Linked DNA regions of Mus musculus: region 1 is linked to region 2. The links are chromatin loops, found by intact Hi-C in ENCODE. Cell type or tissue: left cerebral cortex. All regions are shown on one strand.

Region 1 (8,000 bases), 70 kb before region 2:
GCATCTGGTGTCCTCAAGTCTCTGACTCCAACACGTGTCATGTCTTTGCCCAGGCAGCTTGAGACTTGCCTTTGCCAATGTCTGGCTCCAAAGCAGTGAGGACCTCTATTCGCACAGGAGGACCCTGGATCCACTTGCAGGTTCCTGCAAGACAGAAGGCGGGATGAGCATTGTTCTCAGTACTAACACCCCTGACATTTCAGGTGCCACTCAAGTCACTGCGGTATGAATTTAAATTCAAAGGTACCATTTGCCTTTAGCAGAGCAGAGCAGAGCCTTCACTTCCAGCAGGATGAACCCCAGGAGGCAGGCTCAGCCACTTTCAACTTGGCAGTATGCCCAGAACCTCTGCTCACCTTAAGGGGTGGAGTGATAGGGCCCCACCCAGGAGAGAATATTAGGGTGACAATGGTCATTTCAGGCAAGCCTTTTATGTGATATGTGACTTTGAATTAACTTTTTAAAAAAGAAATTAGTACATTTATTTTATAGGCATCAACACGCCACAGCACACACATGGAGGTCAGAGGAAGAAAACCTGTAGGAGTTGGTTCTCTTCCTCTACCATGTGGGTCCTAGGTGGGAATGGGGGTGTCAAATCTGGGTCCTCAGGGATGACGCCAAGTACCTTTACCTGTTGAGCCATGTTCCTGTCCCTACATTTTATTTTTAGAGGATAATCTAATATATTTGTATTGTAAGCCCTTATGTTTCGATATGTGCTGGAATTGTGGGATATGTATAAGAATGAACTAACCTAGCACCTGACATACTTAGTTTCCTTGTAGGGAGGGCATTTTGCACACCAGTCTTTCAACAACTCCAAGACATAAAACATATTGCTGTGGTTACATTCTGGGGAGCAGCCCATCCTGACTGACTGAATCTTCACTTTCTATCCTGCATTCTCTGAGACTCATCGCCCTCACATGCTGGGTAGCATCACTTGCTATCTGTGCCTAGAAACTCAAGCCTAACCTATGTCATCATACATGACCTGGGGCTATACATGAAGTAAGAGGCAAAAAACCAAATTTATACTGATTTTTTTTCCATGCTGGCTATAACCTTATTTTTGTTCATTTTTATTTCTATTCCGGTGTATACCTGTATGTCTCTGTCTTAGTCAGGGTTTCTATTCCTGCACAAACATCATGACCAAGAAGCAAGTTGGGGAGGAAAGGGTTTATTCGGCTTACATTTCCATACTGCTGTTGGTCACCAAAGGATGCAGGACTGGAACTCAAGCAGGTCAGAAAGCAGGAGCTGATGCAGAGGCCATGGAGGGATGTTCTTTACTGGCTTGCCTCATCTGGCTTTCAGAAAACACTTCCCAGAAGATGTCACCTCAATGATGCTGGTCTCTTCTTAATCACCGCTAATTTCTTAGCTCCAGCTAACCAGCATCAATAGTCCCAGTAATGCAAAGTTTTTGCTTTCGTAGTTCTGGTATCTTGTTAATCACAGCTGATTCTTCAGCCCCAGCTAACCAGAACTACAGAATCTTCACAATCAAAACAGCAATGGCCCTGAAAAGAGTCTTTAATTTTCCCTCTGAAATTTCACAAACCAGACCTCCATCTTCTGCACTGTTCTCAACATTATCTTCCAAACTCCTACACAACATCTGGCAGAGCTCTTAACAACAAATGGATCTTCAAACCCAAAGTTCCAAAGTCCTTCCACAGTCCTCCCCAAAACACGGTCAGGTTGTCACAGGAATACCCCACTCTGCTGGTACCAATTTCTGTATTAGTCAGGGTTCTCTAGAGTCACAGAACTTATGGACAGTCTCTAGATAATAAAGGAATTTATTGATGACTTACAGTCGACAGCCCAATTCCCAACAATGATTCAGTCGCAGCTATGAATGGAAGTCCAAGGATCTAGCAGTTACTCAGTCTCACGCAGTAAGCAGGCGAAGGAGCAAGAGCAAGAGCTAGACTCCCTTCTTCCAATGTCCTTATATTGTCTCCAGCAGAAGGTGTAGCCCAGATTAAAGGTGTGTTCCACCACACCCTTAATCCCAGATGAAAGGGGTAGCCCAGATTAAAGGTGTGTTCCTTGAACTCGGAGATTCAATCTTCTGGAATCCATAGCCACTATGGCTCAAGATCTCCAAACCAAGATCCAGATAAGGATCTCCCAGCCTCCAGATAAGGGTCACTGGTGAGCCTTCCAATTCCGGATTGTAGTTCATTCCAAATATTGTCAAGTTGACAACCAGGAATAGCCACTACAGTCTCTAAGGGTATGTGCATATATGTGCATAGCTGCAGAGGCTGTAAAAAAGACTATGATCTCTTGGACCTGGAGTCACCGGCATTTGTGAGCAGCCTCTTGTCTATACTGGAAACTATGCTATTCTAGAAGAGCAGCAAGCATTCCTAATGGCTAAGCTGTCTCTCCAGCCCCTTTAGCCATTTTATTTTAAAAAGCAAATTGAAAAATCTTTTTTACTTCCTCCAAGTAACAACTCAGATAATATTGAAGTAAATGTTGAAATATTTGCATGTAGTTTCAAAACTGGGTTTGTACATATCTTTTACACCTGACAAAGGGTGGGGGGGGGCGTTCAGCACCAAATGCATAAAGGAAGAGTATGACTATGTCAAGGTATGTTTCAAAGGAAGGTTTTTATTGTAAATCGGAGGGAGAGCACAGCAAGAGGTATGTGCAAGAGTCTAGAGCAGCGAGAAAGGAGTAGACTGGACATGGTCAGGAGAATGAACCAGGCTATGAAGGGGGGTTGGGAGAGGAAGACCAAGAGTCAGAGGGAACATGGCCAAAGTATCAGGGTTAGATAGAAGTGAGGTGGTGAGAAGGTGGGGGAAGGGAAGCTAATGAGCTGAAGAAGATCAGGGTAGGTGGTAGGGGGAGAAGAGCTGAGGAGAACAAGGCTACCTGCAGAGACTCTGTGACAGTCACTTGTGAAGCTGAGAGCATTGAGGCCAGCATGTGCTTTGGTGCTAATAGACACCCCAACCCTCACTGTAACCATTTGTCCTGGGGTTTCTTTGGGATTTGACATTTGAGGGTTGTTGTTGATGATGATGATGATAAGAGGCGAGGGAATCTCTTCTGTAACTGCTTCTTGGCTGAAATTAAGCCACTGTTGGAATTGTAGGGAGGAAGAGAGGAGGGCAGGCCTGGGCCATCTGTTCTGCTCACTGCCCGGGTTCTGCGGGACCGCTTGGGAATAGCTAACTAAGTACAGGCAGCTTTGGAGCAGTCTGGAAGTGCTGGATCAAGCCAGGGGAACAGGCTGATTGGAAATTCATCAAAAACATCTGAAGCCGTCTACATCTGCTTTCAGCACTTCCAGGACTCACGGGTTTGATTCAGAGCAGTTTTCAGTCTTCAGTTGATTGGAAATCTGCTGGGACAGGTAGGGACTAGGGACAAAATGTAAAGTTAAAGAGCTTAGGGGAAAATCTTTATTTTGGGTGTGCATTCGAAACTTCCAGACTTGTGCTTTTGGTAGTTGGGGTGTGAAAGTGACAGGTTCCAAGAAATTTTCTCTCTGCAAAGTCCGGTATTTAGACAAAAGCCAGCACTCCCCCAGGCACTGGAGAAGCTAGTTCCCACTTGCTAGAAGGATTCACTCTCCTTATCACTGGCAAAAGGGACACACAACACAGTCCTTCAGATCCCGGCAGACCTGGCTTCCAGGTTTCCCAACATCCCTCAATCCCTACTTGGCATATCCTATCCTCTACCTTGAACTTTCCATCCCAAGGACTGGGCTGCCCTTTCTCCAGAGGCTCTTCCCTATATAATCTATACACCCCCCCCAATACATACACCTCTTTATATGCACACTCTCCTCTCTTTCTCTCTACTCTCCCCTCCCCCCATCTCCCTTCTCATGGTAACTTCCCTGGCTTCATTCCTTGGCACCAGTGAACTTGCCCAGAGTGCCTTTCTAACAAACCTGCCTTTACATACTTTAATCTGTCATGAATTGACTCATTTCACCTGCAGAGAAAGAACACTTCCAGGACTCCATTCTCCATTAACACATACCTATAGAGTCTATAACATCAAGGTCCATGCTAACCTCCAGCCTCCCTCAGCCTCTACTCACTGGTTATTGCTGTACACATCGAAGACTCCCACCCAACTCACTGGCTCCCTTTCTTCCAGGTACCCATTTCCCTGTAGCCCTAGAGATTATTTCTCCTGTCGCTTCTCCATGGTGATGCCCACCATACAGACAGTTTCTTCTATCTGTTGGGGGAAAGAGACAGTCTCCTGGAAGGATTCCCCCCCACTGGATTTACTTGGTTAGTGTTAAGAATCAGTCCCTCAGCAGGGTAGCCTGAGATGAAATGATTATCTGTCTCCTGGCCAGCCTCTAAAAGGCCTCCCATCAGGTAATTAGTTGTAATAAACTGAGGGAGATCACTCAGAGGCCAGATGAAAATCCTGCCAAGCTCCGTACCCTGCAGAGCCCCTCCTTCGGTACACAGATCTAGATCTGAATTCTCCAGAGGGCATGCTTGCCTGTTCCAGCTAGCTTCCACTATTAGAAAGAAAGAAAAAAAAAAGCTTAAAAGGCGGATGACAGTCCTCACACTCCCCAGAGAGATTGGCTGGATGTGGCATTAAGGTGTCTAATGGAAGAGAGAAGCAGGGAAAGATGTAAAGGACTTCCCATGAGAGACAGAAGTACCAGCTCCTGGCCGCAGCCCATGGTGTCCTCCGAAGAGAAGATGGGGGCACAAATGAACCTCACTTGGGGCTTGCTTTAAAGTGGCAAAGCTGGCCACTGGGTGAAAAACCTGCCCTTCCCTTTGCTTACCTCCAGGACCCTGCCCAAACTATGGAAGAGCAGGACACTGGAGAGTTGACTGCACCTCTTTGCTTCACTAAGGTAGGTCTGTGCCCTAAGTTTCTCCTCCACAGGAAAGACTCTTGGATCTTCTGTGCCTGCTGTCCGAGGACCGACACTGCCCTGGGACTTTCACTTCTAACAAAACCATCAAGATTATCACAGAGGAGTCTAGGATAACTGTCCAGGTAATGGGTAAGTCTCTACCATTCCTAATAGATTTGGGAGATATTTACCCTTTATGTCCCACTTACTCTGAAGAAAATGATCCTGTTTAGATCTCTGTGGTGGGTGGGTGTGGGCAGTGATGGTTAAGCCCATCAGCCCAAGACTACAGGTCCTCTCCTCTGTTCCTTCTAGGGTCACTCCTTACATTACTGGGCAGAGATATCATGGTTAAGTTACACTTTTCCTTTTCAACCAACTCTGTCTGGAATTTCTCCCTCTTTTAGCCTCTGAAGAGCCCCCTTATTTACTGGTTAACATTCATGCTTCACTCTACCCCGATCAGACTCCCTCATTGACCCACTCCTATAGGACACTTCCTCTTCCAAAGTGGCCTCACATCCTCCTCCTATTAAGATCCTATTCTTGGACCCTATCTCCTACACCAGTCACTCTCAATATCGTATTTTCCAAAAACCTAGACAGGGCTTAAAACCTATCACATAGTACTTTCTTGATAAAGGTGGTCTCACATGCACTCATGTACCCAACAATGCTTCTATCTTGCCTGTACTAAAAAACCATGACAGTTCATACTGCCCAGTTCTGGACCGCAGAATTATTAACACAGGTGCCATTCCAATCCACCCAGTTGAACTTAGCACTATATTCTACTCTCAGATTCCCTCCTCTACCTCTTACTTTACTGACCTAAACCATAAGGACAGTTTCTTCACCGTTCCTTTACACTCAAATTCACATGATCTATTTGTTCTTATCTGGGTGGATCCTTATACCGGTACTGCATCCCAGCTTACTGTGACAGTCTTCCCCCAGAGGTTCTCACAGGCTTTCAGCCAGGCTCTGTCCACTGACCTCCTCTCTCTAGCTCTGCCCACAGCCACTTAATCCAATATGTAGACGACCTTCTACTATGTCATCACTCACTCTCACCGTCACAACCATATACTGCTTAGCTTCTTACTGTCTAGGAAACAAAGAATACCGTGTCATCCCTTCTAAAGCTCAACTTTCTATCTATTCTTTAGATCAAGAAGCTGGGCTTTCTGCTATCCACGAATAATTGTGAACGCACTCTTGATTACAGACAGTACCTGTGGACCCTCCTGCCTTCAGCCATCATGGAGAAGACTCTCTCCGTCCCTCACCTGGTGAGGTACCTTAAACCTGGATTCCTAATACTGCTCTTCTGGCTCAGCCCCTCTAAGAAGCATCTAGAGGTTCCCTGGCTGAGCCTTTAAATCCTAGTAAGCCTGTAATGCCTACTTTCCTTCGCCTCTGAGATGCAGTCCCACAGGCCCCTGCCCTCACGTTCCCAGACCTTGACCAACCCTTTACACTACTGAAAAATGGTAAATGGCTGTAGGGATTTGGGGACAAATGAGAGGACACACACATTTGCTCTTGTTACCTACCTTTTCAAACATCCAGACACACAGTTAGATGAAGAGGTTGCTTACAAGCACTAGCAACAGACTCCCTACTGGCCTGGGAAGCTTTTTAAGCTCTCTTTTGGTTGCTTTCTTTCATCATCCTAAAGAAAACCTGATATTTCATCTGGTCCCTGACCTTTACCTAACCCTGTTACTCACTCACCTTCCCAAGGCCATTGTCCTCATCATTCCTGCCCAGAGTCACATAAAACCCTTACCTACACAAACTCACAACTTTCTATTTCCCCTTTGACATGCCATGGCTATACTTGGTTTATAGATATGTGCTTATCTCTCTGCTCCACAGGCTCCTGCCAAGACAGAGATTCCATCCTCTCCTCTGATCTGGCTGGAGAATTTTCTCCTTTACCCTCAAGCACTACTGTGCCCTTCTCCCAGTCTTGAGTTGGCTAAACAAGTCTCCGACTGGAGCCAGGCATCTGGCCTCACTACATTTACATCTTCCTGCTGTGTCTAGAGAGACTGCCCACCCATTGAGATGCTGTTGAGCTTATTTTGCAACAAAATCCAGCTGAGACAAAGCAACAGAACACAGCCAGAACAAAGGACTAGCCTTTGGGATTTTCCCCCATATATTTAGAATTAAAAAAAAATTAAACATTAAACCTTTATCAGAAACATTTCTCTTGGTTTCGTTCCTTTCTCGTCTGTCTGTCCCATTCCATCCCCAGCTCTCCTTTCAGGTATATCCGTTCTCCCTGGCTACTAGATGGCTACAGGTGAAAAGGTCAGTTTAGTAACTTTGGGAAGGTCATGAAACACTTGCCCCTCCGGAAGGGAGAGGCTAATTAACATTTCTCAGACAACGGGGAGGAACCACATTCCTCAGGACTGACCATTGCCCACCTTCAGACAAGGGAAGTCCTTGTCACCTCATTCCTAAAGACCAATCAGTTTAAAGGGGGTTGGTGATGCTCTTTTCTGTCCCTGGAAACCACATAAAAACTCACCGAACAGGTGCTGGTGGTCACTGCCTCTCCTTTGGGTCTGGGACAACCCCAGTGCACTGGAACAATAAATTCCTCTTGCTTTTTGCATGGATCCTGGCTCCACATGGTTCACTCGTGTGTGTGTGTGTGTGGGGGGGGGGTAAGCTAAGGCTCCCCAGAGTCTTACACAGGTGGCTACACACTACTTCTCAGAATGCAGAGCTCATGGCCCTCACTAGAAGCCTTCACCTTAGCACTAGACAAAACTGCCTAACTGTATTAGTCAGGGTTCTCTAGAGTCACAGAACTTATGGATAGTCTCTAGATAGTAAAGGAATTTATTGATGACTTACAGTCGGCAGCCCAATTCCCAACAATGGTTCAGTCGCAGCTGTGAATGGAAGTCCAAGGATCTAGCAGTTACTCAGTCTCACGCAGCAAGCAGGCGAAGGAGCAAGAGCAAGAGCTCCCTTCTTCCAATGTCCTTATATTGTCTCCAGCAGAAGGTGTAGCCCAGATTAAAGGTGTGTTCCACCACACCTTTAATCCCAGATGAAAGGTGTACCCCAGATTAAAGGTGTGTTCCTTAAACTCGGA
Region 2 (8,000 bases):
GACATGCATGTGGGCAACACATGCACATACAGCGCTAGAAAACATTTTTAAAATTAAAAACTAGTATGTAAAGTCAATTATTTTGGGAAACAGTGATGAGCAGGTTAAGGCTCTGGTTCTATGCTTGAGGTAGTGTCATGTTGACATTGCAGTGGCTAGGCACCAAGCCTGTGTGCACAGCACCCCCTTCTCTGTAAAGTGCCCTAAGGTTATTCCTGTCCAAGCTTCAGGCTCTGTCATCATGGCACCTTGGACTGTGATTAGACCTCCAGATTTTGATTTTTGTTTTCTCTGAGCAAAGTTGTGAGAGTGAGCACTGTGGCCAATCACAGTGGAGCTATGGATACTCTCACATGAGCTTTAATGCCTCAGTTGCAAAAGGACGTCATGGTGAACACAGTCACTCACTGTCACTCACCTTTTCATGGTGTTGTAGACTGCATGGTCCACCATGAGCTGGCTCGTTTCCACAGCACTGATAACATGGGACTTCATGGTCTTCCCTAGGATATAAAACACGGCACCATAAAAACAGACCCCCCAGTGCAGCAACTCTGCCAGCTTTAGCTTTCTTCCTCAAGGGCAGATGGGTGCAGTGAAAGTCATGTGGTCTTGAGAAATGATCAGCTTATTGGAACTCTTGAGCATTAACATCTATGTGAAAATGAAAAATATTGTGTAAAAGCAAACTAAATAACGGCATATTTCAGAAATTGTATCAATGAGAGAGCTTTGCAACATTTAGCCCCCGACAGAATCTGGCTTTGATACTTGATGCAAGAAGAAACAACATGACAGGAAGCTGTTGGAGAGTCTGAGGCCCTTAAGATCATAAGTTCCCGAGACCACACAGTATGTCTACTCAGTTTCCTTCTGAATCTATGTTGCTGTATCCAAATCTCATTTCCATTCCTGAAGTCAGCTGGGTTCTGAATTTCCCAGCTGGGAAAAACCCTCTTTCTCTAGACTGGGTGGGCCAGTCTGGCCTTCTAGCAGGGAGGCTGTACGTGTGGGCTCTAGAGTCAGGATACTGGGCCATTGCTGAGTGATGTTGGTGTGGCTCTCCCTGCTCTTATGGATTGCAGGCCAATTTTGTCCACAAGGGCGGTTGGAGCAGAGCTACCAAGCACACATTGGGTGGGAGTGAGGGGGCTCTGCAATTATGTATGGTAATTGACCACACTGGGGCCAGCTGTCAGTAAGCAGATCAACTTTACTTAGGGTGATAGAAAGCTTACAAGGTTTTGAGGGACCGAGGGTAGGAGTATCTAGGATAGGCAAATGTCATTGGCTGGGAGCGTAGGGCACCAGGGCGTGGGGAAGCATTTCAGGAATCTCAGGTGCTGGCTGAAACAGGTTTTGTCAGAAGAAATGAAATTGGTCTTATGAACTCATTGAGGCTCTGTGACATTCCTCAGGTAGAGATAGGCATGGAGACCTAGAATTCTCTCAACAAGTGCAGGGAAGGAGAACACCCACTACTGAAGGGACATTATCTCCCCTAATGTGACAAGCCCAGCAACTATCTGGTCATGATGGACTTTGTCCTTAATGAGCAGTTTCACCACAGCTGGAATGCGACATCCTGCTCAGTGCTCTTACTGTGAGCATGTTATTTCTTCTCTCTGTTTATAAACACATTGCAGGGCTCTCTGTGATAGGCCTGTTGAGTTCAGAGGGCCAGAAGATGCTGGATCTCTTGTCTATGGTCCTATTTGCCCCAGCCTTGGTTCTTGACTTCTCTTCTCTTCCTCCTCTATGACATCTTTGCTTAATTTGGCTTTTATTTCTGGCTATCCTCCTCCAAATATTCATCTTCAACTTGAACTACTTCTGTCCCCACTAGTATTCATGGCCTCTGTCATGATTTCAATAACAATGGTACCTATAGGCTCATCTCTTTGAATGCTTGGCTCAATTAGTGGAACTATTTGGAAGGATTAGGAGATATGTTCTTGTTGGAATAGGTGTGGCCTTGTTGGAAGAGATGTGTCACTGGGGGTAGGTGTAAATGTATCAAAAGCCCACAATAGGATCAGTCTGCTGCCCCCCGCCCTTCGTGAACGTCTGTTTCTCTCTCTCTGCCTGGAGCCTACGGGTCAGGATGCAAAGCTCTCAATGCCATGCCTATCTGCCCACCATGATCATCTTAGACTAACTCTCTAAAACTGTAAAACAAGTCCCCAATTAAATGTTTTATTTTTATAGGCATTGCCTTGGTCGTCGTCTCTCTTTGCAGCAACAGTACAATGACTAAGATAGTCTTTGACATGTTGTCTGGAGTCAAGTGGAGTTGGGGACCCTTGAAAATGTGTGTCTTTTCCTTTCACTGCCTTAATGCCTTTTGGAAAGTTCTGTACACCCCCATTGCTGAGTGGGAAAAGTTATGTCTCAGACAACTCACTTCTTTTTTTGTTCTTGCTGTAAGTCAGGTGGCTTTCTAAATATAGACATGCTGGGTTGTGCCTCCCCTCACAACACAAAGACCCTGATGTCCACAGAGTGAAAACCACACTCCTTTCCATGGACTGTTAAGATCCTCGAAATCTACAAGGATACGGTTTAATTGTCAAAGCTCTAGGTATGGTAGCTTGATTCCCCCTTACTTTAAAATGTATTGCCATCCGGCACTAAAAAAATGGATTAGTGTATATAGGAACACTCACTGCATAAGCGTTAGAACCTCAGCTCAGATCCCATTATCCAGGAAGAGAGTTTGACATGGCTGCATGCACCTTTTACTGCAATACTGCACAGAGCAGGGATAGAAAGATTACTGAGGCTTATTGGCTGCCAGTCTAACTTCAGGTTCGGTAATCAAAACTGTCTTAGGGTAATAATGTAGAGAGTGATAGAGTAGGAACCCCGATACCCTCTTCTGGCCTCTATACACATGCACATGGGCAGAAGCACCCTTACACACCCGTGTCCACTCCCTCCATCCCCTCAAGTGTCTACTTAAATTATCCAACTCATTCCCTCTTTCTTAGCAGAATAAAGACCCTCTGAGTGGGATACAGCCGAACGAAACAGGATCAGTTCTTCACTGTGTGCCCTGTGCACTATGAGCCTTAGGGTGCTTGACTACATAGTCTTTACCTATTTGGTACCCAGGTGGAGGTTGAACTTAGTAGAAGCATTATGTGAGAGCTAAATGCTTGTGTAGAACAATTACCTATGGAGAAAAATTCTGTGTGTGTCTGTGTATATGTGTGAGTGTGTGTGTGTGTGTGTGTTTGTGTGTGCGCGCGCGCACATGCATATGTGAGTGTCATGTGCATTTCTGGGGAATAGTAGCTGCCAGTGAACTAATATCCTATTATTGACCAATATTAAGCTGATATTTAAATTATCACGATCATGTATTGCTTATGCTTCCATTTTGCCCAACTTTAAAGAAAGGTTGATTATTTCAAATTTTATCTTTGAACTAAAGATTTTTCTGTTGAAAAATTTCCCACAGAAACACTTCTCCTCTGTGATCTTCTAAACTCTCTGTGGAGCCGGATAGATTTTAAATTAATTATGTTTGGGATGACTAGAGGTGTCTCATTCATCCGCATCAGAGGAGAGCATCTTCTCTTCTGCCCATCTTCCCTCAACTTTCTGGGGCCGAATGAATTAGACAGGCAAAGGAAGGATAAACAAGAGAAAACTGGCTGCCAGCAGACCTTGGTCTGTGTGCTGACTTCTCAGGGGAGCTGCTGGGGCAGACACTTGGCGAGGAAGGAAAGAAAGAAGGGAAAGAGAAGGGTTGTTTCTTACTAGGGAACAAGCTTCAAATAGGCAGATAAATGGGGACTGCCTCCTGGCCACTGGCTGGCAGCTGTGTTGTTAATGTGGGTTCCTGGAAGTGTGTGGCTGCCTAGAGACCTGGAGTCTCCTTTCATTCTTCCTGGTAGGGAGTGGGGAGATACTCTGCAATGGATTTCTTGACCAGCAGGGGGAAACAGAGTGCTTCTCTAAGACCTGTGGCATTCTTTTGCATCTCAAGATCTACCCAGCAGGCAGGTGGCCAGGCTATCTCGGACTTGTGGTTGAGGCTAGAGTCAATGATCCTAAGAATTTCAACTTGGTCTCTTCTGTTTGTCTAGAACAGAAATCCAAATTCTAGAGAGTAACATGACTTATTCCCTGTCCCGGCTTTCTATGTGTATGTCCTGAAAGTGCCATCTGCTCTGGGAGGCACACTGGCCTCTAGAATCCCACCTCTTGCATATTCATAACTGGAATGCAAGAAGCCATTATACATGAAGATACCGTATGCCAGGACAAAGAAACAGGCTACATACTTCCAGACATGTTCACAAATACAAAGCAAAAGAAGTGAAAGAAAGCCAATGTCTTCCTGTCCAAAGCCACAGAGGCCCCAGGCTCCCACGTGCTGCCCTTGGCTGACTCTGGTCACCTGGGATTCACTCAGCGTTCTGTGTGGATCGTGTTTTGATGATCTCTGTTTTCAGAAATCTGGTGAACTGGAACAGAGCTGGCCAGCTTTCCTTTTAGACTCCCCCACTAGGCTGGCTTCCCAATCTCAGGATTTGCAGGCAGCTTTCCTGCTCACGCTGTTCATTTGCATCTTATTTTCTTTTCACAGCTACAACGAGCCGCTGAGTTCGCCATAAAGATAATTTCACATGGATCTTAATTTTGCACAAACACTGGAAGCCCATCTCAGTCTGTTGAGAGGAATACGCAGTGCTTCATGGAGCATGTGCTACAGAGGGTTGTCAAGAGAGGCTACGAGCAAAGTTTTCCTAGATTTATAATGGTCATGGGTATACTTTAGGAGAAAATGAAACCTTTTTTTCATTTTCAGTAGTTTATTACTGAATTTCCAGGTGCCGAGGTTTCTTTTCCTCTGTGCTTTGAGGCATCTGGCTTTGCATAGTAAGTGTGTGTGTGTGTGTGTGTGTGTGTGTGTGTGTGTGTGTTGTCCCCTATAGCTTTGCTTCTCAAAGTGTCATTGATGTCCCCCAAATGCACAAAGTCATCTGCATTCTCATTTTCCAAGTATATTTAATTTTGGTTGTAGTGAAATAGATCATATGAAAACTGTGTTTCAAATACATTTTACTGGTGAATATTTACTGTTTCAAAGGCACTGTTTACTTTTCAGCTGATAAACGTTCTTATATTAAAGAATAGAAAATTGAACCATTGTGAAGCAATTTCTATTTCAGAGTCTTGCAAAGTCCAGGCTGAGTTCACTCAAATGTGCTATACATCTGATGCTAGCCTTGTTCGCATGATCCTCCTGCCTCAGGTGGGATCACAGGGGCGCTACGACCCCAAGCAGAAGTAGAAGGGTAGGAGTAGTGATTTTGATGATTTTAAAAAAATTATTAACTCTAGGGCCTCACACATGCCCAGCAAGTCCTCCCTGATTCCAGACTGAAGGTACAGCCAAAGCTGACCTTGACATTGTGATTCTCCTGTTTCATCCTCTCCCATGTTTGCCAACCAATGTGTGGCATCACTACCAGCAGATTTTCTACCTAAGAAATTTATAGAGTAGATGGATAAGAAGCCAGCTTAAAAATATCCCAATGAATGGTAAAATACACTCTAAAGTGCACTATCATTATAGAAGTCATGTTGTACATTATTATATACTATTAAAATGTAAGCAAAAGAGTTGTCACTATTACAGATTTGTAAATCATGCTTTTTATCCCAACACTCTGGAGGCAGCGGTAGAAGCAGGAAGATCTATATGTTCTGCATGGTGATTTCCAGCGCTATGGGGATTACATACTGAAACCCTGTTTCAAGGACAAAACAAACACTCTGTGGGCAGAGTTACAGATGTTCCATATCCTCATTTTGTAAAATAATATCATTTCAAAACTTTAAAGCCACACTGTGCAGATGTTTTTGTGAACAGCTCACAGGTGCAATATCGAGTTCTTGACTAGACTCGACCTCTATCTTTTCAGTCTTGCTTTATTCCTCTAGGGTCTCGATAGCTATTGAACAAAAGGAAAAAGTGATTTATTTCCTTCGGTGTGCTGAACACCTGTCATGTTCCAGATGTTAGAAGGATTGGTACAAATGGGGATACTTAGGTTTTCTTGGAGATTTAAAAGGAGAACCCCTCTTGTTTTCTTTAGTTGTCATGGAAACACAATTCCCAAGTTATTAATGCTCACCAGGAATACCTGTAGTGGTAGTCAGACTTGGAAGGGGAGTGACATGCCCATCAGAAGAAGTGCTTTATAGAGTAGACAGTGCTGATACCCAGAAGGAAAGATGGAAGGATGCTTTCTTTAGGAGCTCCTGAGCCTGGGAAGGCAGCAGGGTGACTGCAGTACAGTCATGATGTTCAGACAGAAAATTTAAACAGCATGTAGCTCCTAGCAGGAAGTAGGTCTGAATGTAGAAGAGGTTGCTAAGGCCCAATGGCTGGGCTGTATCTAAGAGACTGGAGGCAGCAAGTGGCCCTTCTCCAGCATCCTGCCACCAGGAAGCTTGCTTCAGGGTGACTACTTGTGTTTTCTTCCCTTCTTTTTCCAGGTTCCTTTCTTTTCCTTCCCTCCCCTCCCATCCCCTTCCCCCTCTGTCCCTTCATTCTATCCTTTGTTTTTCTTCTTTATAGCAAAGAATGATTATGTTAATCCATATATTTCAGTAGCTTTCTTACTATAATTTCCCATACAACTCAACCAAAACCTAGCTATACCAGAGATATTTAACTTGAGATGATTTTCTAACAAAGAAACAAAAATTGTCACAACCTTTTAAAAGATATATGTACAGATAAAATGGAAATGATTTATTCTATAATAATGGAAAAATCAGTTCTTTTAAAGGAGGAATTATAATTTAATCCTTCTAAACTGAAGAATTACATTATTCTTTTTGACAAGCACAAAAGGGTCTTTAACTGATCCTCAGCAACCGCACTGACATGTTTGGTTTGTTGAGTGTGAAAAACAACTTTACAAGACTAAAAGATCCCACATCATTTGTTACTTACCACACAAGATGTCTCTGCTTCTCAGGATAAAAGAGAGGAAAATTACAGTTCCCATAACCACCAGCATTATTGCCATAGCTCCAAGTGTTCTCATTCTAGAGCTGAAGTGGTGGAAGAGATAATCAGATAGTCAGCAGAGTACTGTGGGATGTACCATAAATACCCAGGCCTCTCAGGTGGGTCCTCCTAAGTCCAAGGCTGTCACTTTAGGATACTGAACCATCTTCAGAACCAGGAAGACACACTGTCAACCTGTAGTGCTAAACAGACCTGGTCCCCAATTCATCAGAAAGGTGTAACTAGAGAATGGGAAATCTCTCTCTTCAAACACATCTATGTGAAGCGAATAGCTAACATGAAGAATTCAGCACTTATAATAAGTAAGTCCCTGGCAGTGGCTGCATCTTTTATGGCACGAGGATTTTAATGACATGATTTCAGACGAAACAAGATCCAAAATGGATCACATCCACTTTCTAACTTTTTGTTTTCTTAGTCTTGGACATTGAGATTCTTGAATCCTTGACTTTGTAGGAACATCCTGAGATGAACACATCATAGTAAATATGGGTCTGTAGGTGCCCTAGCACACCTGAACTGAAGGAATAGGAACGGGTACCACCAGGCTTTGTTAGGGAGAGCACCTATTTGCCACACTGCCCAATAATGGTCTCCCATAGACAATTTTACACGTTTAATGATAGATTTCTCTCAGAAATGGGGAAAATAAAAAGTTTTACAACCTGAACGTTTTCCTTTTCTCAGCAGCGGAAGAAGCAGGATGTGCACCGCTGGGTGTGTTCTCTGTGGTCTTAACTTCTGAAATGTGAATCTGGATGATTTTCTGGGGACTTGATCTCCCTGTATAAATGGACTCTGTGCTCTGATGCCCACTCAAGCTTCTGGTGGGAGTGGCTCCATTCTATGTTTGTTTAGTATTGTGTTTCTGCCAAGTGCTTGTGTGTCCTGGGTGGTCAGGAAAAAAGTGCCACTCCTAGAGGACATTCAGTCCCCCTGACCT

The links. Hi-C counts contacts between places; a loop is a spot of excess contacts. Peaks named below come from ENCODE experiments on the same cell type or tissue, not always from the same donor. Only the 100,000 strongest peaks of a DNase experiment are listed, where the experiment ranks them.
Region 1: a loop joins it to region 2, with 6 times the contacts of the local background. A loop is called at or near these places in 12 of 42 quality-filtered maps.

The regions. Positions count from the first base shown.
Region 1 is chr12:30,055,020-30,063,019 of GRCm38, forward strand. It overlaps Tpo (thyroid peroxidase), which reads right to left. Exons shown (of 17, transcript NM_009417.3): 17 at 1-144. The coding sequence ends at 106. Gm15691 (a long non-coding RNA gene) reads left to right here and starts at 4,448. Exons shown (of 3, transcript XR_872629.1): 1 at 4,448-5,029; 2 at 6,049-6,171; 3 at 6,761-7,094. In left cerebral cortex, no CTCF peak of the experiment used is centred here; no DNase peak of the experiment used is centred here.
Region 2 is chr12:30,124,822-30,132,821 of GRCm38, forward strand. It overlaps Tpo (thyroid peroxidase), which reads right to left and starts at 7,803. Exons shown (of 17, transcript NM_009417.3): 1 at 7,723-7,803; 2 at 6,980-7,080; 3 at 419-503. The coding sequence starts at 7,073. In left cerebral cortex, a CTCF peak has its summit at 3,942 (motif pointing right); DNase peaks (open chromatin) are centred at 3,951 and 4,552; H3K27ac peaks cover 517 bases.